Regions from separate parts of the Homo sapiens genome. Here regions 1 and 2 are each linked to region 3. Evidence: chromatin contacts called from ENCODE Hi-C or POLR2A ChIA-PET data. All regions are on one chromosome and are shown on one strand. Each heading gives the region's core, a stretch centred on a gene start or an enhancer-like site at or near the end of the contact. The rest is flanking DNA. Distances are from core to core; before and after follow the strand shown.

The links. A loop is a pair of places that touch in the nucleus more often than their neighbours do. ChIA-PET counts read pairs that join two places held with the same protein, here RNA polymerase II (POLR2A). Pooled maps may share reads with other maps.
Region 1: a pooled map shows a loop between it and region 3 (4-fold over the local background). The contact joins the promoter of KDM2B here to the promoter of TMEM120B in region 3. A Hi-C loop is called at or near these places in 1 of 37 single-sample maps with no recorded cell type and 6 of 50 pooled maps. POLR2A ChIA-PET finds 5 or more read pairs at or near these places in 9 of 52 experiments (H1, MCF 10A, WTC11 and 4 more).
Region 2: a loop to region 3 is called in a pooled map, with 2.0 times the contacts of the local background. The contact joins the enhancer-like site here to the promoter of TMEM120B in region 3. A Hi-C loop is called at or near these places in 2 of 50 pooled maps. POLR2A ChIA-PET finds 5 or more read pairs at or near these places in 3 of 52 experiments (GM12878, HepG2 and WTC11).

What each region holds. Positions count from the first base shown.
Region 1 is chr12:121,579,152-121,583,364 of GRCh38, forward strand. KDM2B (lysine demethylase 2B) reads right to left here and starts at 1,872. Exons shown (of 23, transcript NM_032590.5): 1 at 1,635-1,872. The coding sequence starts at 1,760. It overlaps KDM2B-DT (KDM2B divergent transcript), which reads left to right and starts at 1,360. Exons shown (of 4, transcript NR_183427.1): 1 at 1,360-2,112. RefSeq lists silencers at 1,153-1,462, 1,543-1,592 and enhancers at 1,162-2,097, 3,033-3,968, 3,969-4,213.
Region 2 is chr12:121,499,089-121,503,709 of GRCh38, forward strand. All of the region lies in intron 11 of KDM2B (lysine demethylase 2B), which reads right to left. Among named protein-coding and RNA genes, the nearest start is that of MIR7107, 57 kb to the left of the region's middle. RefSeq lists enhancers at 857-1,556, 908-1,007, 1,018-1,077, 1,108-1,167, 1,557-2,255 and 1 more. Within about 2 kb of position 1,251, at least 8 of the 41 ENCODE cell types and tissues checked have a DNase peak (open chromatin) inside an H3K27ac peak, as active enhancers do.
Region 3 is chr12:121,710,109-121,714,327 of GRCh38, forward strand. It overlaps TMEM120B (transmembrane protein 120B), which reads left to right and starts at 2,644. Exons shown (of 12, transcript NM_001080825.2): 1 at 2,644-2,856. The coding sequence starts at 2,788. RefSeq lists silencers at 2,486-2,745, 2,756-2,805, 2,986-3,115.

The sequences.
Region 1 (4,213 bases), core at 622-3,121, 130 kb before region 3:
TACGCGGGGTACTCCCCTCCGGTGTCTTCGGAAGCACTGAAGGGACATCTGGGGACCCTCCCCTGCCCCCCGCCCCCGAAATGTGCTGGGCTTCGCCCACTCGGCCGGGAGCCTGGTTATGTAACCCGCGAAGGGGGCTCCGGACACGGGCTGGCGGGGCAAATGTAGGCCCCAGGAGGAGCCGCTGCGGCGCCCGGCTCGGCGGTAACAGCAGCCCCAGCGGCCGCGGCGGCAGAGCCGGGAAGCCGGAACCGGGGGCCGGCGGCATTTCTAAAGCTGGAGCCGCCCCCGAGCTACCGGGGAAGCTGGAAAGCTGAAATGGAAGGGCTGAGACCCCAGCCGCCCCCGCCGCCCGCCCGCCAGTGCAAGAAGAGGAGGTGGGGGGAGGAGAATCGGGGCTTGGAAGGGGGAGAGGCAGACGGCCCGCCACAAAGCTCGGATCGGAGACCCCAAAACGCACCAGCAGCTGCCTCATCTCCCCACAAGCGCGCGCGCACACTCACTTCCTAAGGAGACTCCCCCACCACTCCCCGCATCCCCCTGCCTCCTCCCTCCACCGCCCAGCGCCCGGCCCCTCAGCCCCCCAGATTCCGGGCGAACCCCGAGCCCGCTCAGCCCCCCTCCACGCCTTTCCCCGATACCACCTCCCCACTTAAGTGTCTGAGACTCTAAGCCTCACAAGGGGCTGGAGGAGTAAGCAGCTTGCTTCCTTTTGCATGCAATTTATTATATTTTTTTCCCGGTCCTCTTGCAAAATACAGAAAAGGAAAGAAAAGGCAGCGAGAAACAACCAAAAAAAAAAAAAAAAAGATCTATCATATGCCAGATACAGATTTGGAAAAAAAAAAAAAAAAAAAAAGCTACACACCAATCTTCTTCCAGAGTCTTTCTCTGCCTCCATTTTTTTAGGAGAGTTCACCAATTAATTGTCAACACTCCTGCCCCCTGCATTTTGGCCGAGGGGGGAAGGAGGGAAGACCAAAGAAAACAAACCAAAAAATAAATAAATAAAGCAAGCCAGAGCCGAGATCTACAAAGTTTTGCACCAACACTTAGGCAGATCCGTTTGCAAAGTCCTAGGAAACCATTTTCAGCAGTTGTGGGGGGGGGGAGGCGTCGACGTCATAATCCCCGGAACGTAAACATTGTTGCCGATCGCGCTCGGAGCCCGCGGCCGGGCTATTTGGGGGGGCTCTCGGCCCGGGCTTGGGGGGGTGGGGGCGGCGGCCCGAGGAGGTATGGGGCGGGGAGGGAGCCCGGGAGGCACCGGGCGCCGTTAGCGCCGTGGCATCGCTGTTTTGTTGTTGGGTCACGAGTGCGCCTCTGCACGCAGGCGCCGCCGCCGCCCGGGAGTTGTGTGCAGAGCTGACTTTTGGAGGGCCGAGTTGCAGGCGGCGGGCGCATCCCGGAGATGGCGGGGCAGGGAGGGAGGGAAGGAGGAGGGGGCGGGGAGGGAGGTGCAGATTTGCACGGCTGGCCTCAGCGGGAGGCGCGGAAATGCAAGCCGAGCATGCTGGCGTGAAAGCCCCCGGGGCCTGGCACCCCCAAAAACGACCCCCCACCTCCGTTCCTGCCCTCATTGCCCAGGGCTACCCCTCTTCCTCTTCTTTCATCCACCCCTCCCCCAACATTACCTGTGTGGCCGACTCAAATTCAAAGCATTTTGTATATATAACTGTTTTCTTTTTTTGCTTTTCTGCTGCATGTCTTTTTCGTGGGGGGTGATCCTCTGCAGATCCCCCCATTTGCGGACCCGCCATGTGGAGGAGGCATTTGGGGGGCTCAGAAGGAAATTAGCTCGGCTTCCATACCTATAAGGACTGCCTAACTTTTAAACTCCCGGCACTCAAAGATGTGGACACACACACGTACAGGAAATACAGCCAGACCAGAGCCTTTGCAGTCCGCAGCTGACCGGAAGACGTTGCCTTTCATTCATTCATTCTGCCCGCCTCTGTGGACTCCTTTACTAGGCGACCAGCCCTGAAACAGAAGTTGGACATTTTTTAAAGGTTCTTGCGCTCGGCAAGGGGAGCAGATAGATGCTCAGGAGCGAAAGACGCAGAGAATTGGATCTGGCGCCTCCTAACGCAGCCCGCACAGGAGCGAAGGGTAAGCCCTTGTTGGTAGTTTATAGAAGACAAGTCGGTGGAAAGGTGCATGGTGCTCTGGGATAGGTGGGGGGAACTCTAGTGCCCTTGATGAAGCCCCTACAGGGCTTCTTAGCGGAGGTATCGGCACCCTCCGTACATACATGGGTGTCATTAGGTCCCTGTCCACTTACTAGTGTTTTTGACTACCCCAGCACTGGTCCTGGGTTGTCTTGTCCTCCCATCATGAGCAACAGTCAGGTCGACTTGGCTTGAGAAAAGCTAGCCCTAAACATTCCTCCAGCCCCAGCTGTGGCGCCCTGCTAGGCCTGATCTTGCGGGTAAAGATGCTGATAAAATGACATGGCAAGAGGGAGACGATAAAGGGACATTGTAGATAGCAGGCTTTGAGCCTGACATTTTATTTCTGCCATAACCCTGTGGGATACTTGGAGCAGGTCATTTTGCAGATAGGGAAACTGAAGCTCAGAGAAATTATGAATCTGAATGATTGCTGTGCTCCCATATGGTCCCCAGGCTATCAGACAGACCTGTGGGGAGGACGTGGCTTCCCCACCAGGAGATACGATGTCACTATCAGCATCGTATTGGCCGTCCTAAGAGACAGCTTCCCCCTCACTCACCTTAGAAGTTTCCTGTCCTATCTGACTGTAGTCTTTCCCACCCATCCTCAAAGGCTACTCTTTGAAGTTTGTTTTCATTCATGTTCACTAGCTGTAAAAATCTTTTAAGCAGGGATGAGGCTGGGAAACATCAAAATTTGTTTCCAAACTGAAATCGCCCACGTTGGCTGCTGCGTGCAATCAGTAGCCCTTCGTGTGAGTGCTGCCGGTTCTGCCTTCAGTCCGTCCAGAACCATGGACCATTTTATTTGTTCCTGTCTTTCTCACAAGAACCCTTTAAGGGAAATCGTCTTGTTCGTTCCCATTTTGCAAAGGAGGAAATTAGGACTAAGAAAAGCAAAGCCACTCACCCAGGATCACATAGCGCGTATGTGCCGCTGCCAGGGCTCACACTGGAGCCTGGCTTGGCCATCACGTGCTTTTTTTTTTTTTTTTTTTTTTTTTAGTAACTTACCAGCCTCACTACTGCCCCATAATGAAATAAACATGTTCAAAGGAGGCTGCATGGGCTGGAGAGTGACGCAAAGTGAATTAAGTGAAATAAAGCAAAAAATATATAATAGAATGCTTCATCTAATTAATTCTTTTTTCTCCCTGAGGCCCTTCTTTCTCTCCAAGTGGCCTCATAGTGGCCCCAAAAGCTGGCATCAGAAAAAGGTCCAATGGCAGCCACCTTAGTATAAAAACAGTTAAGTCCATCTATCACCTCCACGAGGAGTTCCTGGCCTGTCAGAGTGGGAAGGGGCTGGGTAGTCACCTCATTTAATCCCCCCCCTTTACAAACCTCGAGGAAACCGCAAACACGAGAAAAGAATGGGCCAGCCGGGGGTTTGTTCCCCTTGGCCTCCCCCAGAATGCCTGCCCTGCTGCCGGGTCCTAAGTGGCCACTCAATAAATGTTGGGCCCTTGATGAATCACCTTCCCCCTCGATATTTGCATTTTCTCTTTATCAGTAATTGGCAGATGAAAGGCTTTGTCCTCCAGTTGAAAGAATTCCAAGCATTTGCTCAAAGTGGGGGAGGAGGTTATTTTGGACCAAAGGGGGAAGGGCCAAGACCCTGGAGCTCCCAGTGTTGACTAATTGTCCCAGAGAAGTGGAGAGTAGGTAAGGGAAGAGAGAAGGTGAAGGTGCTTACCCCAGAGATGTACTTTTTCTTGCAGGAAAACACCGGGCCGGTTGTATTGGAAACATAATAATAATTATTTCCTGGACCCTCCTGCTCGATCTTACAAAGGGCCCAGTCAAATCCTGCCTGAGTTACCCCCATTCATTCTTCATTCATCAAAGGTTGATTGAGCAACTCTGTGCCCAAAGACAGAGAGGCTAGAGAAAAGAAGATGCAGCGTGGGGCATGCAGATTGGGGCATACTCGAGGCTGGGTAGGACGATGGACCTGCAGCTTCCCAAGGAAAGGGTGGACACTGGATGTAGCTCTCAGAAACCAGAATCTTGATAAGAAATTGAAGTTGTTCTCATAT
Region 2 (4,621 bases), core at 1-2,500, 210 kb before region 3:
GCCACCACATCCAGTCAATAAATTTTTTTTTTTTTTTTTTGAGATGGAATCTTGCTCTGTCGCCCAGGCTAGAGTGCAGTGGCACAATCTTAGCTCACTGCAGCCTCTACCTCCCCAGTTCCACCGACTCCCTGCCTCAGCCTCCTGGGGAGCTGGGATTACAGGCACACACCACCATGCCCAGCTAATTTTTGTATCTTTTTTTTTTTTTTTAGTAGAGACAGGTTTCACCATGTTGGCCAGGCTGGTCTTGAACTGCTGACCTCAGGCGATCCACCCACCTCGGCCTCCCAAAGTGCTAGGATTATAGGCGTGAGCCACCACACCCGGCCAATAATTTTTTTAATTACAATTGTTCTTGGTAAGCCTGGGAAACACAGCGAGATCCCATCTCTACAAAAAAAATTTAAAAATTAGCTGGGCATGGTGGTGTGCACCTGTAGTCCTAGCTTCTTGGGGAGATTGAGGTGGGAGGATTGCTTGAGCCCAGGAGTTCGAGGCTGCAGTGAGCTATGATCACACAACTACACTCCAACCTGGGCAAAAGTAGGAGACTCTGTCTCTAAATAATAATAATGGCCAGGTGTGGTGGCTCACGCCTGTAATTCCAGCACTTTGAGAGGCCAAGGTGGACAAATCACCTGAGGTCAGGAGTTCAAGACAAGCCTGTCCAACATAGTGAAACCCCATCTCTATTAAAACTACAAAAAAATTAGCCAGGCATGGTGGCACGCGTCTGTGGTCTTAGCTGCTCGGGAGACTGAGGCAGGAGAATCACTTGAACCCGGAGGCAGAGGTTACAGTGAGCCAAGATCGCACCACTGCACTCTAGCCTGGGTGACAGAATGGGACTCTAACTCAAAAAAAAATAATTATTTAATAATAATTAAAAATAAAAAGAATTTTCCCCAAGTGCCCTGAGCCCAGGATCTCACACTCATACCTCCCGTTTCCCTCTGTGTGTGGCCCCCCTGCGGCCACCAGGGGGCGCCCTGGGCTCTGTCCCTCAGGGAAGAATTTTCATTTGTGTATGACAGGCTCCGGGAAAAGAAGATTATTCTAATTGGAGATTTCATCTCTGAGAAATAGGTTGTGCTGGAGGGAATCATGTCACTGGCTTCCCTAGGCCCTGCTTGAATTTATACACTCCCTGGGGCTCTCGGCAGCACAGATATAAGGAAGGCTGGGTGCCCTCACCAGCTCAGCCCCCTAAGGGTTACACCTTACACGCCCGTCCCCTCCGAAAGTCCAGGGCAGGTTTTCGAAGAGAAAGATCCAACCGTGGGACCCTTTCTGCGGGAAACTGCCCCGTACTGGACCTGACGAGATAACCACAGACAAGGGATGGCTGGGCCTGGGCGGCCCTTTATGCCAACTTCTCTCAAAGAGATAATTAGTTAACAATGGATTCGGGTCCCACTGCTTCCTAGGCTGGGGCTTTAATAATCAGAAACTCCCTCCATGCCATGACTAAAAATATCCCACTGTGAAAACAAGGCAGGCATCAGGGAAGAATCGCCATCCACAGGCCGGCAAAGGGAGGCGCAGCTTGGGGAACTCCTGCTCTGGGGAACCAGCACCCTCCGGGGTGCCCCCTTCTATGGGGAAAGAGACCCACCAGGCATCAACGCACCTGGGGTCTCTCAAGTACCCTCCCTCCATCCCAGCCCCACCGTCTGTGAAAACCCATCTGAAGTAGCTTGAATTGTGTCCCAAAAAATATGTGTTCAGGCCAGGCACAGTGGCTCCCGCCTGTAATCCCAGCACTTTGGGAGGCCGAGGCGGGCGGATCACTTGAGGCAAAGAGTTCGAGACCAGCCTGGTCAACATGGTGAGACCCTGTCTCTACTGAAAACACAAAAATTAGCCAGGCATGGCGGCACATGCCCATAGTCCCAGCTACTCAGGAGGATGAGGCAGGAGAATTGCTGGAACCCAGGAGGCGGGGGTTGTGGTGAGGCGAGATCACACCATTGAACTCCAGCCTGGGCAACAGAGCAAGATTCCATCTCAAAAAAAAATTTATTTTCAAGGTGAAATAATCCTGAATTTAGGGTAGACCCTAAACCCAATGTCAAGTGTCTTTATAATAAGAGAGATTTGGACAGAGACACAAAGAAGAAATCTACAAGAAAATGAAGGCAGATGGGTGTGGTGGCACCTGCCTGCAATCCCAGCTACTTGGGAGGCTGAGGCACGAGAATTGCTTGAACCCGGGAGGCGGATGTTGCAGCAAGCCAAGATCACGTCACTGCACTCCATCCAGCCTGTGCCACAGAGCAAGACTCTGTCTTCAAAAAAATAAATAAAATAAATACAAAGACCAAAAATAAGAAAAGAAAATGAAGGCAGAGACTGGAGTGATGCAGCCACATCCAAGGAATACCAAGAGCTGCCAGAAACCAGAGGAGGCCCGGAAGGATTCTCTTCTAGAGACTTTGGAGCGAGCAGAGCCCCGCTGACTCTTTTATTTCTGACTTCTGGCCCCCCAGGACTATTAAATAACATACTTGGTATTTTTTGTTGTTGTTTTTTGTTTGTTTGTTTTTTGAGACAGAGTCTTGCTCTGTCGCCCAGGCTGGAGTGCAGTGGCACAACCTCAGCTCACTGCAACCTCCGCCTCCTGGGTTCAAGCGATTCTCCTGCCTCAGCCTCCAGAGTAGCTGTGATTACAGGCACGCACCACCATGCCCTGCTAATTTTTTTGTATTTTTAGTAGAGATGGGGTTTCACTATGTTGGCCAGGCTGGTCTCGAACTCCTGACCTCATGATCCGCCCGCCTCGGCCTCCCAAAGTGCTGAGATGATAGGCGTGAGCCACCGTGCCTAGCCGAGAGTGTGATGATTTTAAAAAGCCAACTGCGCTGGTGATCTGGGCTTTACACCTCACTGTTCTACATGTCAGTAAGACCCAGAAGAGGCCGCATCAATGAACAGGTGTGTTCCAGGGTCGGGAACTGACGACCTCAAGAGAAAAAAGCTGTGAACACCTTCCACAGTCATGGGTTTCACAGGCTCGCACATTTGACCCTGCACCGGCCTGTTTTCATTCTATGGTGTCTGAAATTTTTGGCTCTAGTTTGCTGAGCTATTAAAGGCCCTGTGCTAAAGTGTCACCTCACGGAGTCCTCATGACCATGATGCTGTATTCCAAGTACTCCATTTTACTGCATTCCTCAAGAGCATTCGGCTGGTTTACAGATGGCACAGGGATTCGGTCTAATGCAGAACTTTTGGTCTTCAAAGAACACCTGGCCACACAGTGGCTCACACCTGTAATCCCAGCACCTGGGGAGGCCGAGATAGGCAGATTGCTTGAGGCCAGGAGTTCGAGACCAGCCTGGCCAACATGGCGAAACCCCACCTCTATTAAAATACAAGAATTAGCTGGGCGTGGTGGCGCATGCCTGTAATCCCAGCTACTTGGGAAGCTGAGGCAGGAGAATCACTTGAACCGAGGAGGCGGAGGTTGCAATGAGCCAAGATCACACCACTGCAGTCCAGCCTGGGCAACAGAGAGAGACTCGGACTCAAAAAAAAAGGTATCACCTGGCTGGATGAGGTGGTTCACACCTGTAATCCCAGCAGTTTGAGAGGCTGAGGTAGATGGATTGCTTGAGCCAAGGAGTTCGAGACCAGCCTGGGCAGCAGAGCGAGACCCCCATCTCTACCAAAAAAAAAAAAAAAAAAAAAAAAAAACTTAAATGAACTGAGCATGGTATCGCATGCCTGTAGTCCCAGCTACCTCGATCACCTGAGCTAGGAGGTCGAGGCTATGGAGAGCTGTTACTGTGCCACTGCTCTCCAGCCTCGGTGACAGAGCAAAAGACTCCATCTTGGTAAAAAAAATAAAATTTTTTTTTTAAAAAAGGAAATCAGGTTTTTTTGTGGGTTTTTTTTTTTTTTTGAGCAGAGTTTTGCTCTTGTCACCCAGGCTAGGGTGCAATGGCGCAATCTCAGCTCACTGCAACCTCCACCTCCCAGGTTCAAGTGATTCTCCTGCCTCAGTCTCTCTAGTAGCTGGGCCTACAGGCGTGCGCCATCACGCCCAACTAATCTTTGTATTTTTAGTAGAGATGGGGTTTTGCCATGTTTGCCAAGCTAGTCTCGAACTTCTGACCTCAGGTGATCCACCTGCCTTGGCCTCCCAAAGTGCTAGGATTACAGGCGTGAGTCACTGCGCCCGGGCTGTGGTGTTTTGTTTTTTTTTTTTCTTTTTTGAGACAGGGTCTGGCTCTGTCACCAAGGCTGGAGTACAGTGGTGCCATCACAGCTCACTGCAGCCTCAAACTCCTAGGCTCAGTAAATCCTCCTGCATCAGCCTTTCAAGTAGCTGGGACTACAGGCGCATGCCACTACTCCTGGCTAATTTTTTGTTCCTTTTGTTTTGTTTTGTTTTGTTTTTGTAGACTGGGGTCTCACTATGTTGCCCAGGGTGGCCTCAAACTCCTGAGCTCCAGCCACCCTCCCACTTTGGCCTCCCAAAGGGCTGGGATTACAGGTGTGAGTCACTGTGCACAGCCTAAACAGCAATCTTTAACTTGGAGGGGGGATGAGGGGGCTGCTGAGAGGTGAGAAGGGGGAAGGAAAGAGAAAGGGCAGGGGAAGTGTGGGTAGCTGG
Region 3 (4,219 bases), core at 1,394-3,893:
GCGAAGGCCCCGAGCCCTGGGAGCCCATGCTATTTATTGGTAATCCAACAGAGAAACAGGTGGTGAGAATGTGGAGGTCAAGAGGGCACGTTGCATTAAGCCCATGATTTACAGCTGTGATGGTTTAGCATTTGCTCCGCTACTTAAGATAATGGAGAGCAGGTTCTTTTAACACAAGATACAATTGATCCTGGGTGAGCAAGGAGCAAGGAGCCAGCAAGTCTAGACACATTCCAGAGCCACGAGCCCTGGATTCTATCCAAGCCACGAGGGGTTTTATGCCCTGGGCTTAGATTATGGTGCATCAGGGCAGCCTTCCACCCTTTAGCACAGAGCTTGGTGTTCCAAAGGCCACAAGGGGTTTTAGACCTTGGACCCTGGACATGTTCCAAGACTCTTTTACATTGTGTCAGACATACAAGCCCTGCCTCAGCTTCTCCCAACACTCAGCTTTTCCCAACACACTACAGCCTCGACCTCTGGAGCTCAAGTGATCCTCCCATCTCAGCCTCCCAAGGAGCTGGGAATACAGGCTTGTACCATAATGCCCGGCTAATTTTTGTATTTTTAGTAGAAATGGGGTCTCACTATGTTGGCCAGGCTGGTCTCCAACTCCTGGCCTCTAGTGATCTGCCCACCTCGGCCTCCCAAAGTGCTGGGATTACAGGCGTGAGCCACCATGCCTGGCCAGAAAGGGTGTCTTTTTAAGAGAGGACACACACAGACATGCACACAGGAAAGAAGACGGTGCAACAGGGTAGAGATTGGGGTGATGCAGCTGCGAGCTAAGGAACGCCAGTGAAGGAGCCCCCCGCCACCACATACACCCACAAGCTATGAGGAGGGAAGGATTCTGCCCAGAGCTTCAGAGGGAGCACTGCTTTGCTGACACCTTCCTCTCAGATTTCTAGATGCCAGAACTGTGAGACAATACATTTCTTTCTTTTCTTTTTTTCTTTCCTTCCTTCCCTCCCTTCCTTCCTCTCTCTCTCTTTTTTTTGAGACTCAGTTTCACTCTTGTTGCCTAGGTTGGAGTGCAATGGCACGATCTCAGCTCACCACAACCTCCACCTCCCTGGTTCAAGTGATTCTCCTGCATCAGCCTCCTGAGTAACTGGATTACAGGCATGTGCCACCACACCTGGCTAATTTTTTTGTGTGTTTTTAGTAGAGATGGGGTTTCTCCATGTTGGTCAGGCTGGTCTTGAACTCCCAACCTCAGGTGATCCTCCTGCCTCAGCCTCCCAAAGTGCTGGGATTACAAGCGTGAGCGACCGCGCCCGGCCTCCTTCTTTCTTTATGAGACTGGGTCTCGCTCTGTTACCCAGGCTGGGGTGCAGTGGTGCAATCATAGCTTACTGCAGCCTTGACCTCCCAGGCCCAAGGAATTCTTGGACCTCAGCCTCCGGAGTAGCTGGGACCACAGGCGCGTGCCACCACACCCAGCTAATCTGTAAATTTTTTGTAGAAACAAGGTCTCCTTATGTTGCCCCCGTTGGTGAGAATACATTTCTATTGTTTAAACTACCCAGGTTGTGGTTATGGCAGCTTTAGCAACGAACACAGGGGGCCGGGCACGGTGGCTCATGCCTGTAATCCTAGCACTTTGGGAGGCCAAGTCGGGCGGATTACTTAAGGTCAGGAGTTCGAGAGCAGCCTGGCCAACACTGCAAAACCCCGCCTCTACTAAAAATACAAAAATTAGCTGGATGTGGTATAACCTGGCTACTCCAGAGGCTGAGGTATGAGACGCACTTGATTCCGGGAGGCGGAAGTTGCAGTGAGCTGAGATCACACCACTGCACTCCAGCCTAGGCGACAGAAAAAAAAAAAAACACCCATAAAAATAGAAGAAAAAAGAAAGATAAAAAAGTAAAGTAACACAGGTGTCATTTGAAACTGAGGCCTGAATGATGAAAAAAAGGCACATCGTATGAAGATTTAGAGGGAAGAAAGTTCCATGCAAGGTCAGGAAGAGAAAAAGCAATGGCTGGAGGGTACGAGTCCAGGGCGGTGAGATAGAAGGGACTGGAAAGCTAGGCAGGGGCAGTTCTTGCAGGACTTGGCAGAGGAGGGGACAGAACTGGATTTAATCAGCTTGGAGGCGGTTGTCCCTTGAGCGACAGAAACAGCTGTTAAGAACGTCACCCAGAGCGTTAGAGGGCAGGAATCTAGGATGTATTAGCTGCAGCACATAATAATGACAACGTGAAATGACCGTGCCCTCTCTGCGCTGCGCCGCCCGGCCCCCGACCTTTTTGGATGGTCGATGTCAGCGCCAGCCTTCCGGGGCGCTGGCCTGGGCTCAAGTCAGGCAATGACCAGGGGCCGGTGAGCTTTCATTTCACCTCCCCCAAATCTCCTTTCCCCAAACTCTAGACACCCCCAAAACACACAATCTAAGTCAAATAATCTCTGCAAATGCAACCTGCAGACAAGTCCCCCAACTCTTCCTGGAAGAGACAGATTCTGGAGGCGCAGAGGCACTGCCAAGGGGGCCGCAACAGACCCCGAAAGACCTTGCGAGCCTGCCATGTCCCGGTCCGGAACGCCGCACGCGGGGCGGGGCGGGGCACATGCGCACGCGCGGCCCCGCCTCCCAGGCGTGGGGCGGGGCGGGCGCCGGGGCGGGGCCGTGACGTCAGTTGCGCGCGTGGCTCTGGCTGCGCAGGAACAGCTGGTGCCTCCGAGGGCGGTCGGCGAGCGCGCGGGCGTGGGGCGCTGGGGGGCCGGTCGGGCAGCGCTGCGGGAGCAGCCGCCGGCACCGCCGCCTTGCACCATCGCATCATGTCCGGGCAGCTGGAGCGTTGCGAGCGCGAATGGCACGAGCTGGAGGGAGAATTTCAAGAACTGCAGGTAGGGCCAGGCCACCTGGTCCCGCAACTCTGCTGCCCGCGGTGCAGCGCCTTGCCCTTCCTGAGCCCCCCGGCCCGGGCGGTGGGGACAGTCAGGGCCTAGGGAGTGCCCCGGAGAGGCCCTGGGGGCGGACGGGAGGCATGGACCAGCCCCCTCCCATCACCCGGCGCTTCAGCTCTTCGTCCACGTGGGGCGCCGGGTCGCAGCCCCCTCTTCCGCCGCCCTCCCACTGGCTCTCTGCTCCACGCACCCCCTTCGCTGCAGAAAGTTGGTCTGTGGCCTCTGAGGCAAGTTCCAGGCGTGTTCATCTGTGGGGGTGGTTCAAAGAGAACAGCCCAGCCCCCACCTCTGCAGGGTCTCCCCAGATCTCACCCCGCCCCCTCCCATCTGCTTTTGGTAGCTCAGCTCCCACCCCGTGCTCTGGCGGGGCAGCACTATCCTGCAGCTCTGTTTTGGGAGGTGTACTTAAGAGCTGTTCACCTTGAACCTCTAGGTTGTGCTTGGGGATTAGGGACCCCTATTTCCTGTCTTTGGGGGCTCTGACGCTGCTGCAGGCTGATTTTGGCGTGGAGAGCATCTGTCAGTTCGGACAGCTGAGTAGCCTCACCCAGTGATAGGGGAAACTCCCAGCTCTATCCTTCTGGCCCGGAGCCTTACACGGGGTGGAGTGAGGGCGGGTGTAAGGCGGGGGTCCCCTGAGAGAATGGCATTGCTGCTGGGTGTGGGGAGCGGTCCTGGCAGCAGTTGTTCCTGCTAAGAGGTTCAGAGAGGCCCCAGCTACCTACCGTGTTGACTAGAGACGCCTCAGGAAACCTTGGGGTTGACCAAGAGGGACTCGGTGACTATTTTTGAAGACAGGGCTGTTCCCTCTCCAGTCACGGGATTGTTTTTCGGGGGGTTGGCTTTGCCTGAAATTACATTGCACACTATCACCCCAGTCCTCTCATTTGGAGCAGTGACATTGTCCCTGTCCATGTACCTCTTGTCTGCAGTTCAGTTGGCCTCCTACAGTGTGCAGAGGGGAGAGGAGGTTGCCAAGGGTGTCTCTGATGGGTCTTTCTAGACACGTGGTTGTAGATTCTGATCAATAGACAGAGGGTTGCTGGAGAGCCGGGGCAGGAATGGGGGTGCCCTTTCAGGCATGAATAGAGGGGAAGGGACCTAGACACATCTCGACCTGTCCAGCATGTGTAGGTTGATGCCTTCTCTTCTAGGGCCTGGGTCCCATCCGGTTCTCAGGGGACTGTTTTGGCTCCACTCCCACGGAGAAGACTCAGCCACTTCTTGTTTTGTTTTGTTTTGTTTTGTTTTTGTGACAGAGTCTCACTGTCGCCCAGGCTGGAGTGCAGTGGCGTGATCTCGG